2 separate regions of the Homo sapiens genome follow, and region 2 is linked to region 1. A link is a loop called in an ENCODE intact Hi-C map of the cell type or tissue named here. Cell type or tissue: Caco-2. All regions are shown on one strand. Each heading gives the region's core, and the rest is flanking DNA. Links, peaks and the distances in the headings are about the cores only. Region 1 has its middle 88 kb from the start of TMEM144. Region 2 overlaps TMEM144 (transmembrane protein 144).

Region 1 (5,390 bases), core at 326-5,325:
CCAGCCCTCATTAAGTCCACTCTTGAGCCCACCCTGTGTGCACTTTTTCTGCTACTTCATCAATTGCTAGATCAATGTACACATCCTATTTTTATAACACACATTTGAGCCCACACCTCACTGCCTGGCCTACTAGTTCATGGTAAGAATCAAGCAGGCCTGCAAATTATGATGTCACTACTTGACCAAGCCACCCAATAGCATCAGTTTTTCCACCAAAGTTGGAGAAACTTAACTAAACAATTTCAACTTACCCAAAGACTAGCTAAACAAATTATCCTGCAATGCTCAGATTGCCAGCTCACAGGCACATCCCCCTCCTTCAACAGGTGTTAACCCTAGAGGACTAGAACCTAATCAGTTATGGCAAACAGATGTTACACACATCCCTGAATTTGGAAAACTAAGATATGTACATGTATCCATTGATACCAATTCTCACCTAGTTAGCACACATGCTTTTCCTGGAGAGTCCACTCAATATGTTATTAAACATCTTCTCTTAACTTTTGCTTTTATGGGGCAGCCCACAAAAATTAAAACTGATAATGATCTGGCTTATGCCAGCTCACAATTTCAACAATTTTGTCACACATGAAACATCCAACATTCCGGAGGCATCCCGTATAGCCCCCAAGGACAGGCCATATTAGAATGTGCCCACTCCACTCTTAAAAATATGCCCAGAAAACAAAAAAGGGGGAATATGAGTAAGGACCCTGCAACACTACTAGCACAAGCACTATTTATCCTTAATTTAAAAAATTTAGATGATACATTTCAATCAGCCATAGAAAAGCACTTTGCTAAAACTTCTCAAGACATAAAACCTGCAGATTTATGGAAAGATGTAAATAGTAATGTATGGTGTGGTCCAAATGATTTGCTAAAATGAGGAAGAGGATATGCTTGTGTTCACACCCCCTCAGGTCCTCTTTGGATTCCAGCACAATGCATCAAACCATACCATGGCGGGGCTAGGACCCAACCCGGTACCCGAAATGAAGGAGTTAACCCTACAAGACCCACAGCCCCGGACAATGTGGCTTCCACAGATGACACAAGCCCCAAACATCACCTGGGGGATGCTGAAGAAGATGACTTAGGAGGCTGAGCAAATCCTGCTCTGGACACAGACACCATTCACTCCAGATAATCTGTTCCTTGCTATGCTTTCTGTTGTACATCGCAACTCTTGTAGGACCTTTTTTATTCTCTCACTTTGCCTGCAACCTGTACCTGCTACACTCTATTAAGCCCATCTTCTAAATCCTCCTTTTTTCTGCCCTGTTACTTAGGCAGATACCCCCTTCCCAGCCTCTAATAACATAACTGTTTGGCTGGGAGGGATAGATTTACCCCCAGTGGGGTCCCTCATTAATGGCACACATTGGACTAAGGTGCCAGGTAACAGTACATATCACTCCACTATCTTCCCACTGTGTGTTAGTTATAAAAGTTCTAACCCTTACTGTGTACCTGCCCAAACACAATTATGGCTACATCATGGCAAAGGAAATGCCTTAACAGTCTTAGTTGCAGGTAGCCTCAAACTGGGCCACGCAATTAATGCCACTTTCCCAAACATTCCTCCCTGTGCTAAAGAACAAAGTCAGGAAAGTAATGGATTCCATTTTAGCTGGGAGGTCTGTCACGGGGACAAGCCCATAGTCCCCAGTTAGGCAATTATAACATCTTAGACTGGAGCCCCCACAGCCATTTGCAGGGCGATTGTACTGATGTCCACGTCTATCATGGCATCAATGACAGTTTCATAGCCACGTCCCATTCCCCTATAATTTGGGCCAATAAGGGAATGGGATATCCCAGACCCCACGTAAGGTCCATGCCACCCCAGTACAATTTATGGCACCTGGGACATCTTGGCACCTCCCTTAACACCTGGCATGGGACATATCATAATCCAGTCACAATAATACTATGACCTTTTTTCATAATCACACTGATCAGTGCCTGATTTACACTACCCATCCATATGTTTTCCTTATGTGAGCCAATATTTCTATTACACCCTAAAACTCCTCGTTTGTGACCCGAGTGCAGGGACAGGCTTGGTTCGCCTCTTGTATCACTAATTATAATATATCTAATTTAAATATTACTAGTGTCATGGTACTGAGGAGACAATCTGAGGTTTTCCTACTAGTCAATTTAACATGCAATTGGCAAGGTTCCTCTGCCCTTGCCACCTTAGAACATGCCCTATCCCAGATCAGACACAAAAGATTCAGTTACACTGATAGCCTTTATAGTCTCAGCCATAGTCATCCTAGCAACTGCTAGTGTTGCTATAGCCATCTATTACTGAATCAGTACAAACAGCTACTTTTGTAGATAACTTGGCCAGTAATGTGTCTAATGAACTTCTCTTACAGCAGGGTATAGATCAAAAGATTCTTGCACATCTGCAAGCCCTCAAGGCTTCCTTGGAATATGTGGGGGAGCGACAAGATGCGTTGGCATTTTGACAGCAATTAAACTGTGACTGGGAGCATAAGCATACCTGTGTCACTTCTCTACCTCGGAATCAATTGACACATAGTTGGGATGAGGTGAAACAACACCTCTGGGGAATCTTACAAGATAATTTAACAGCAGACATAAGGCAACTTAAAACTAGAATTTTGGAATCCCTAAATGCCGTAGATCTACACACCCAACAAACAGCCATATGGAAGGATGTGTGAGAACATCTCTCTTGGATAAAACCCCACTCCTGGTGGGGGTCACTCCTTGATTGGAAAAGAATGTTACTGATTATACTCATGTTTGTCTTATGTTATTTACTAATTCTAGGATGCAAAGCCACAACATGAGCAGTGACTTCTGCGCCAGACAAACCTGTTGCTGCACACATCTGTGCTCTTCAATTAACAAAACCTGATGCAAAAAACAACAACAACAACAAAAAAAAAAAAACAAACAGAAAAGGGGTAGATATAGAAGATCAGTCAGGCTGGTGCGAGAAATTATAAGAAAAAGATGCAAACCTTATTGGAAGGCCAGGAGGTTTTGCAAAAGCTTCAAAAGAGGATTTGGCTGAAGGCAGCTGAATTCTCTCAGGGTAGATAACAAGGAAGTGCAAGGGAATTGATTTAGATAAGTTAGTTTGCTTAGGCCTTGGAACCTGGCCTTTAATCATCCGCACACAGGACTGCTCTCTGGGGAATGGTGGGGTGGTGAGGGAGGGCGTGACCATGTTAATTACCCACAAGTTGTGTTGACTCAAAGCTTTTGTCATTAAATCTGTACTAAATAAATGCCCACAGCACCGGCTTGTCAGGGCTGTGGCTGCTGTGACTCTTTATGGCACCCTCCTCAGTGTCTGTGAGCCGCCTGGTCCCCTAGCCACCGGCCCAGGCAAAAAATCTGTGTCTGCATACATTTGTTCGTCTGTCGCTCCACCAGCGTCTGCAGGTCAGACCCTGCAGGCATGGTGGCTCATGCCTGTAATCCCAGCACTTTGGGAGGCCAAGGCAGGTGGATCATCTGAGGTCAGGAGTTTGAGACCAGCCTGCCCAACATGGTGAAACCCCATCTCTACTAAAAATACAAAAATTTAGCCAGGCGTGGCAATGTGGAACTGTAATCCCAGCTACTTGGGAGGCCGAGGCAGGAGAATCGCTTGAACCTGGAAGGTGGAGGTTTCAGTAAGCCAAGATCGTGCTATTGCACTCCAGCCTGGATGACAAGAGGGAAACTCTGTCTCACAAAACCAAACCAAACCAAACAAAACAAAAAAATACAGGCAAGCTCAGAGAGTACTGTAATAAATATTTCTCTATCCAACATGCAGAATGAACAAAGGTTAATGTGTAACTTTTGTTTCAGATGTTTTCATATAAAGTAGATGTAAGACTTGGTGAAAATAGGGTTATCTTGCAGCTGGACTGAAACAGCACTATGCTTATCTGCAGGGATGCACGGAAGTCTGGTATGACCCTTGGCCAAAGTAGGATTAGGTATACTAGTTAATGATTTATATTATGCTGTTTAAAAACTGAAACTCTTTTGGAAGGACTCTGTACTAACTAGCTTACTTAGTTTAAAAATATATAAATTACTGGTTTGCACCTAGTTTGACCAATTTTACAGCCTGGCTTTAGCTGTGTGGCTCGGAGTATATGAAAGACCTCTCTACATATTTATTTCCTGGGCTCCCCTAAAACTAGGATAGCCTGTGCATATCTTGATGGTTCATTATCTGAAGTTGACATATGCTGTGCAACTGAAAAAGGGCCCTAGGGCTGTGTCTGGTAGTTTTCAGACCTCCCTATGATTGCTTGCACTTTCTTTCTACGTTTGTGTTGAGCCGTATTTTTTACCTTTACCATCTGTTTGTTGTTGCTATATAGAAATGCAATTGCTTTTGGTACATTTATTTTGCATCCAAGAAAATTGACCAGCTCATAATTTCTAAAATAGAGCTACAAATCTTTGGGATTTTCTAACTACACGCACATATCATCAGTACATAATATTTTTTATTTTTAATCCCTGTTTTTTTTTATTGCACTGAATAGAAATTCCAGGAAAATGTTAAACAAAGTGACGTTAGCAGTTACTGTTGTCTTTTTCCTGTTGTTAAAAGGAATGCTTTCGATATGTCACCATTATTTATGGTGTTTACCTTTTAACAGATTAAGGAATTTCACTTTGTACTTGATTTTTGTTTGAGGTTTTGCTGTTCCTTTTTAATCTTAAATACTTCTTGTATTTTATAAATTCTTTTTCTGTATCAGAAATAATGACATGATTTTACTTTTTTATTCTTTTAGTATGGCAAATTACATTAATTTTCTAGTGTTAAACACCTTCTTGGGGAATAAGCTCAATTTGTTGTGCATATGTATATGTACACATACATACACACACATTGATTTATATATATTGCTACATTCAATGTATTAATATTTCTGTTTAATATTTTTGCATTTTAATAGACAATGTGACTTGTGATTTTCCCTCTTCCTAGTGTACTCAGTAATTATCAAGAGAATACTAAAATATATTTCAGGTGCTCCTCATTGCATCTGATGGTTTAGTGCCTATCCTCTGCTATTCTAGAATTCTACCATTTGCGTTGCGAGTCAGGAGCCTAGTTCTTTCTATAACAGCTCCAACCGTTCTCTCTAACAGAGAAAACAGCCATTACTGATGTAACCAATGATCCTCATGTCCCACTTCACAGTAGATTCTTACTGACTTTGTGAGCAGAATGTCCTCTAGGTCTTCCTGAGGAAAATATTAGCATTCCCAATTCTCTGAACCTATCCCTTCCTTCGCAACTGGCCACAACAGCTCTTTGCCTTTTCTTTGATTGCAGGTCATACCTCACAGGCTTCTGGGTGCCAATCTAGAAAGTATTA
Region 2 (5,390 bases), core at 327-5,326, 55 kb before region 1:
CGCACTTCAGTGGCATCTTTCTTACAAGTACTGTCTACTTTCTGGCCTACTGCATAGCCATGAAAAATAGTCCTAAACTATATCCTGAAGCAGTCCTACCAGGTAAGAATATGTACTACAGATCTTCTTACTATATGAAAGTGTCATCTACAACTCATTTAACTTGAATAAGTTTCTTCTGGAAACAAAGCCATCCTCTGTGTGTATATGTGGTGTGTGTGTGTTGTGTGTGTGTGTGTGTGCATGTTCATTCCCCCTAATTACTTTTGCCCAGTTCACCACCAAATATGAAGTATTTTAAATCCTTGAAACTGAATATGCAATGTTGGCCATTATTACAGAACCTAAAACTTAAACAATAAATCTACTAATAAGATATTTTCCTGTGCCAAACATCTTCTGTATTGATCATCATTCTTTACTATTTCTTTTTCACTATCTAAAGGTTCATATATCAACAAATAGGAATATGCAGTAACTTGGGAAAACAGTTTCTACAAAATGTAAGAAGAGATCGTGATGACTTCAAAAAAGACATATGTTAAACATACATGCTTTTGGATTTAATTCATTAGGCATTGATCTTTTTTAAAAATCTCATTTAGGAGTTTATTATGATTCAATTTGGAATGTAGGTCCACAAGTAAAATTTTTTAAAGGCAAAAATAAAGCATAAGTCAGAGACTTGTTCTGAATGCCTAACAGATTTATGCTAAAGAATGCCACCGTGTAGAAAATGCTAGAATACTGAATGCCTAGCTAAAGTGCTGTGAAAGTTTTAGCTGGTAGTTTTACTTAAATACTACAGGTTTTTTTTTTTTCTTAGCCGTAGCATCACTCTGATCCACTTTATTAATATCTATGGTTTACGGTAAATGGTATTTGCAGATAATGTTCGGGTTCAGTATGTCCCCTAGTCCCCTTTTCATCACCCAGTCTCTACCTCTTTTACTACTATGGGTACTTTAATGCTGATAATGTGAAAGCATTGATCACTCTACCCATAGCAGGCAAGAGTAGAGAAATTACTTGCTCTAAAATAACAATAAAACACAGCTCAAAATTCCATGTTGGCCAACAACATTGATTAGAATGCATTTATATGTGCACTTTGATATTCCTGTTGTAGCTCAGTGTGAGTTCTTCAGGAGGGGAACATGGTCTGCAAATGTGTGTTGTCTTTGTATTTCAGGATTCCTGTCAGGAGTACTTTGGGCTATAGCTACCTGCTGTTGGTTCATAGCAAATCACTCTCTGAGTGCTGTGGTCAGTTTTCCAATAATCACTGCTGTAAGTAGCTGAACTGGTTTTCCTAATTTTCATTTTATAAATGTAAACCCAATTTTTCTGAAGCACTCTTAGGGCATCGCTAAAGACTGTCATGGAGTTTGATTTTTTAGGAATACAATTAATGGATTCAGATAGATAAACTGACCCTCTTGAATCTTCATGTGCTTGATTGCTAAGGAACATTTCTCACCTCATTTTAGCAGGGCTGTTACTCCTTAATCTTTAATATCCTTGCAGTTTTTGGTTTGATTGGTTTATCTAATGTAATTTTAGCGACATTGTAATTTGCTATTGATAACTATTATTCTCTCCTTATATAAAAGTTTATAAATATGGGACCTCTTAAAGGGAACATTGAAAAACAAACAAACAATATCCTTCACAAAACTTTTATAGTAGACAGAGAGTTGGTTTTTCTACCATTGTTTCTTGTTTTGAGTTAGAATAAAGACTGAGGACAAAATGAAAGCCTAATTCAAAGGAAATAAACCACTGAAGTAGGTGAGTGTGGGCAGAGGATCAGTGAAAGTGGTCACTGTGGCTTTTGGCAACCTGCCCATCACAGAGATTATTCTTGAAAAACTGTAATGGAAGCAAAGCCTTCTCACTCACCAGGCATAACTTTCTTACCTTGTGCGCTTGGTGCTTGTTATCTGGGAAGGACAGGTATTTGGAATTGGTGAGGGAGTAGGTCCCTATTGCTACCAGGCCCTTGCTTGGTTTTATTTTAGTCACTTTATCCAAGGACAACCTTATCTACACACAGAAGAGTTAGTCCCTACCCTCAACAATCTTACATTCTTCATTATTTTATTTTTTTGGTAGGGCTAGATTTTTAAAACTTTTTTAAACTTAAAATGTCAAACGAACCTATCACCTAGTTTCAACAATTATGAATATGGTCAATCAATTTTATCAGAATACATTTTAAATATCCCAGCAGTGCTGTTCTTCTCAGGTATACATATTCCCATAGTTATATATCCAGTGGTAACTAGACTGAGTTCCTTGAAAGTAGTATCCACTTTGTTTATTAGCAAATAACATTCCATTAAAAAGCTAAAAAAAAAGAAAGAAAGAAAGAAAAAAGTCACCTAGCAGGGGCTGTTACCTCTGCTCCATGTCTTCCTTGATAATTCTAAACTGAATCAGCTTAATCTTAAGATAGGAGCGAGTTCACTTTGTTTTCAAAGGCTGATTTACACCTAACTTACATTAGTTTACAAAAGGAAAATATACAATCCAAATTACCAAAACTGTTGTATCTCCTATGAAGATGTCCTTCCTATTTGGCTCTCCTTGGCCTGAATCAAAGAGTCAGTACATACTTTGACCTATGCTTGCATTACTTTTACCAAAGCACCCTTCCTGTAACCACACTACTCACGATAACTCTTAGGCCATGCTTAAACTCATATTTAGAAAACAATCAGACAAGAATCTTCAAAGGTCAATGATACCTTGTGGTATTGTCCTGTACCATGTTCTCTGAAGGGAAATGGATTTTCAGATTAAAAATTCTTGAGTGATTAGCATAACATTAATATGGTATCCTCTGTTCTATTGTTTCCTCTCATTCTGTTGAAAGTCAGTGTGGGTTGCCTAAAAGACCCATATGCTTCTTGTTTGATTTGGATTTTGAGGCTTAGGAACTTACATCATTGATAAAAGGCAGTTCCTTTGACCTATTTCTCTGGCTCTTTTGATGTTGACTTTCCAGATACTGATAAACAGAGAGGAGTGTATTTTTTTTGTTTCACTTACATACCAAGAGTGGAATCAAACTTCATTGACTCAGTCCTTTTGTCAGTTGGAGTAGTGGTAGGGGAAAAACATTTTGGAATCTATTTGAAACTCTTCCAGAGTTTCTCGGAGTTTGAAGAGCAATCATAAAAATGCTGATACAATACACCTTCTCCACAAAGACCACACCTAGCCCGCATTCCAATTTTCTTCCTTCTCAGCTAAGAAGAATTACCACCAAACTTGAATAGCTTAAAGTTTATAAATTGCAGAACCATTCCTTTTTTTCACCTGTTTCTTCTCATTTCCTCTGTCCTGTATTATTTCATTCTTTTCTTTGTCTCCTGCCCAGAAACCCCTATTGTTTTTCCTTACACGTTTATTTTAATCTTCCCATAAACCTTTTTTTAGCATTCATTGGTGTTTAATGTTAGCCAGACTTGATTGCTCTGTAGTAATATCAGTTAAAAAAATTTTTAAAGCACGAGCTACTTCCACAAGTACATTATTTGTTAGGCCAAAAAGAATATGCCAAAATTTCTTCAGTTACAAGATTATCTCATGCCAAAGAAAGTTAGAAGCTTGTGCACACTTTTTCTTATTAATCCCATTTCTAGTATCCTAAGGAACTAGGCCAATGGAAAAAATAAGCTATGTGCTTATAAAAATAATTTATGTCAGATATATTAAAGTATTATGTGGCACAAAATATTATAGCATCATCAAAATAATCAAAATGAAGACCATGAAGAAAAGAAAATGAAAAAAAGTCTTCATTTTTTTTACTTAATATCACCTAAAGTTTAGCTTAGTGTGGAGTTAGGGTTGATATTATGGGTAGTTTTCCCTGAAAATATGTTTATACTGTCTCTAACTTACTATATTTATATAGAATCTAGTCATAGGTAAATATCCAATTTAATTAAAATTTATATTTTTATTTAAGGGTCCAGGATTTATAGCTGCAATGTGGGGTATCTTCATGTTTAAGGAAATAAAGGTATGTACAAGAAAGGGCAGACTTAGAAAATGGGAATGGGGTAGGCCGGGCGTGGTGGCTCACGCTTGTCCTGGCACTTTGGGAGGCCGAGGCAGGTGGATCGTGAGGTTAGGAGTTCAAGACCAGCCTGGCCGAGATGGTGAAACCCCGTCTCTACTAAAAATACAAAAAATTAGCTGGGTGTGGTGGTGTGCACCTGTAATCCCAGCTACTTGGGAGGCTGAGGCAGAGAATTGCTTGAACCCGGGAGGCGGAGGTTGCAGTGAGTCAAGATCACGCCACTGCCCTCCAGTCTGGGCAAAAGAGCGAGACTCCATCTCAAAAAAGAAAAGAAAATGGGAATGCATTCAGGTGAGTAAAGTATTTAATATGTTTGTGTTATTATCTGAAAACTGCCTGTGGTGCCTAGGTCCAGGGCCAACAACTCATGAATGGATTTGACAGATAAAATGTTCAGAATGTGATAATACCTAATTAGGAAAGAAAATACTAGAGCTATGATAATTATAATGTAACATCATGTCTCTCTCCACCCCATCTCCAATGGAAAAATGCTGTCGTTGACTTAAATTTCCCTGAAGTGATTTTAAATAACCCAGTGAAATATGAGAGAGGGAAATTTGTTTAAAATATGATAAACAAGATGAAAGATTTTTTTTTTATCCTAAAGGTTAAAGTATCCCCTGAGGTAAATCATCTTTGGGAATAGATGTTTATATTGGTTCCTATGTCTCCCAAAGACCTCCATGTCAAACCAGCAATTTTGTAGGAAAACAGCATGGTAACAGGAGGCTATTGCCATTTCCTTTTCAAATGTAAATGATGGGAATTTAAAATTGCATTCATCAAATAGTTCTAGTAAGAGTGTGTGTGTGTGTGTGTGTGTGTGTGTGTGTGTGTGTGTGTGTGTGTGTATGTATGTTTTCTTTAAAAATCACTTTGCCGAGCATGGTGGCATGCATCTATATTCCCAGCTACTCAGGAGGCTGAGGCAGCAGCATCACTTGAGCCCAGGAGTTTGATGTCAGCCTGGGCAATCACAACGACAACAAAAGGTACAGTCTCAAGAGTCCAACTGGGTTCAAATCCTGGCTCTGTCACATACTAGCTGTGTGACCTTGGCCAAGTTTCTTAACCTCTCTGTGTGTATAGTCCTTATCTGAAAATGGGGATAACCAACCAAGAGAGCTGAGAGAATATGAGTAAAGTGCTAAAAACACTACCAAGAACACAATAAATGCTCAGTTAATTTTGGGGGTGAGGGTCATATAACCTAGCCCAAACTGTCGATAGCAAAATAAAACAAGTTAGGAGCAGTGGCTCACACCTGTAATCCCAGCACTTGCGGGAGGATTGC

Evidence for each region. Peaks named below come from ENCODE experiments on the same cell type or tissue, not always from the same donor. Only the 100,000 strongest peaks of a DNase experiment are listed, where the experiment ranks them.
Region 2: it touches region 1 in a loop (3-fold over the local background); 1 of 110 quality-filtered maps calls a loop at or near these places.

What each region holds. Positions count from the first base shown.
Region 1 is chr4:158,295,609-158,300,998 of GRCh38, forward strand. No RefSeq gene overlaps it. Among named protein-coding and RNA genes, the nearest start is that of TMEM144, 88 kb to the left of the region's middle. In Caco-2, for the core only: no CTCF peak of the experiment used is centred there; DNase peaks (open chromatin) are centred at 3,203 and 3,933.
Region 2 is chr4:158,240,317-158,245,706 of GRCh38, forward strand. It overlaps TMEM144 (transmembrane protein 144), which reads left to right. Exons shown (of 13, transcript NM_018342.5): 10 at 1-102; 11 at 1,193-1,290; 12 at 3,980-4,033. Among named protein-coding and RNA genes, the nearest start is that of TMEM144, 33 kb to the left of the region's middle. RefSeq lists an enhancer at 4,549-5,050. In Caco-2, for the core only: no CTCF peak of the experiment used is centred there; no DNase peak of the experiment used is centred there.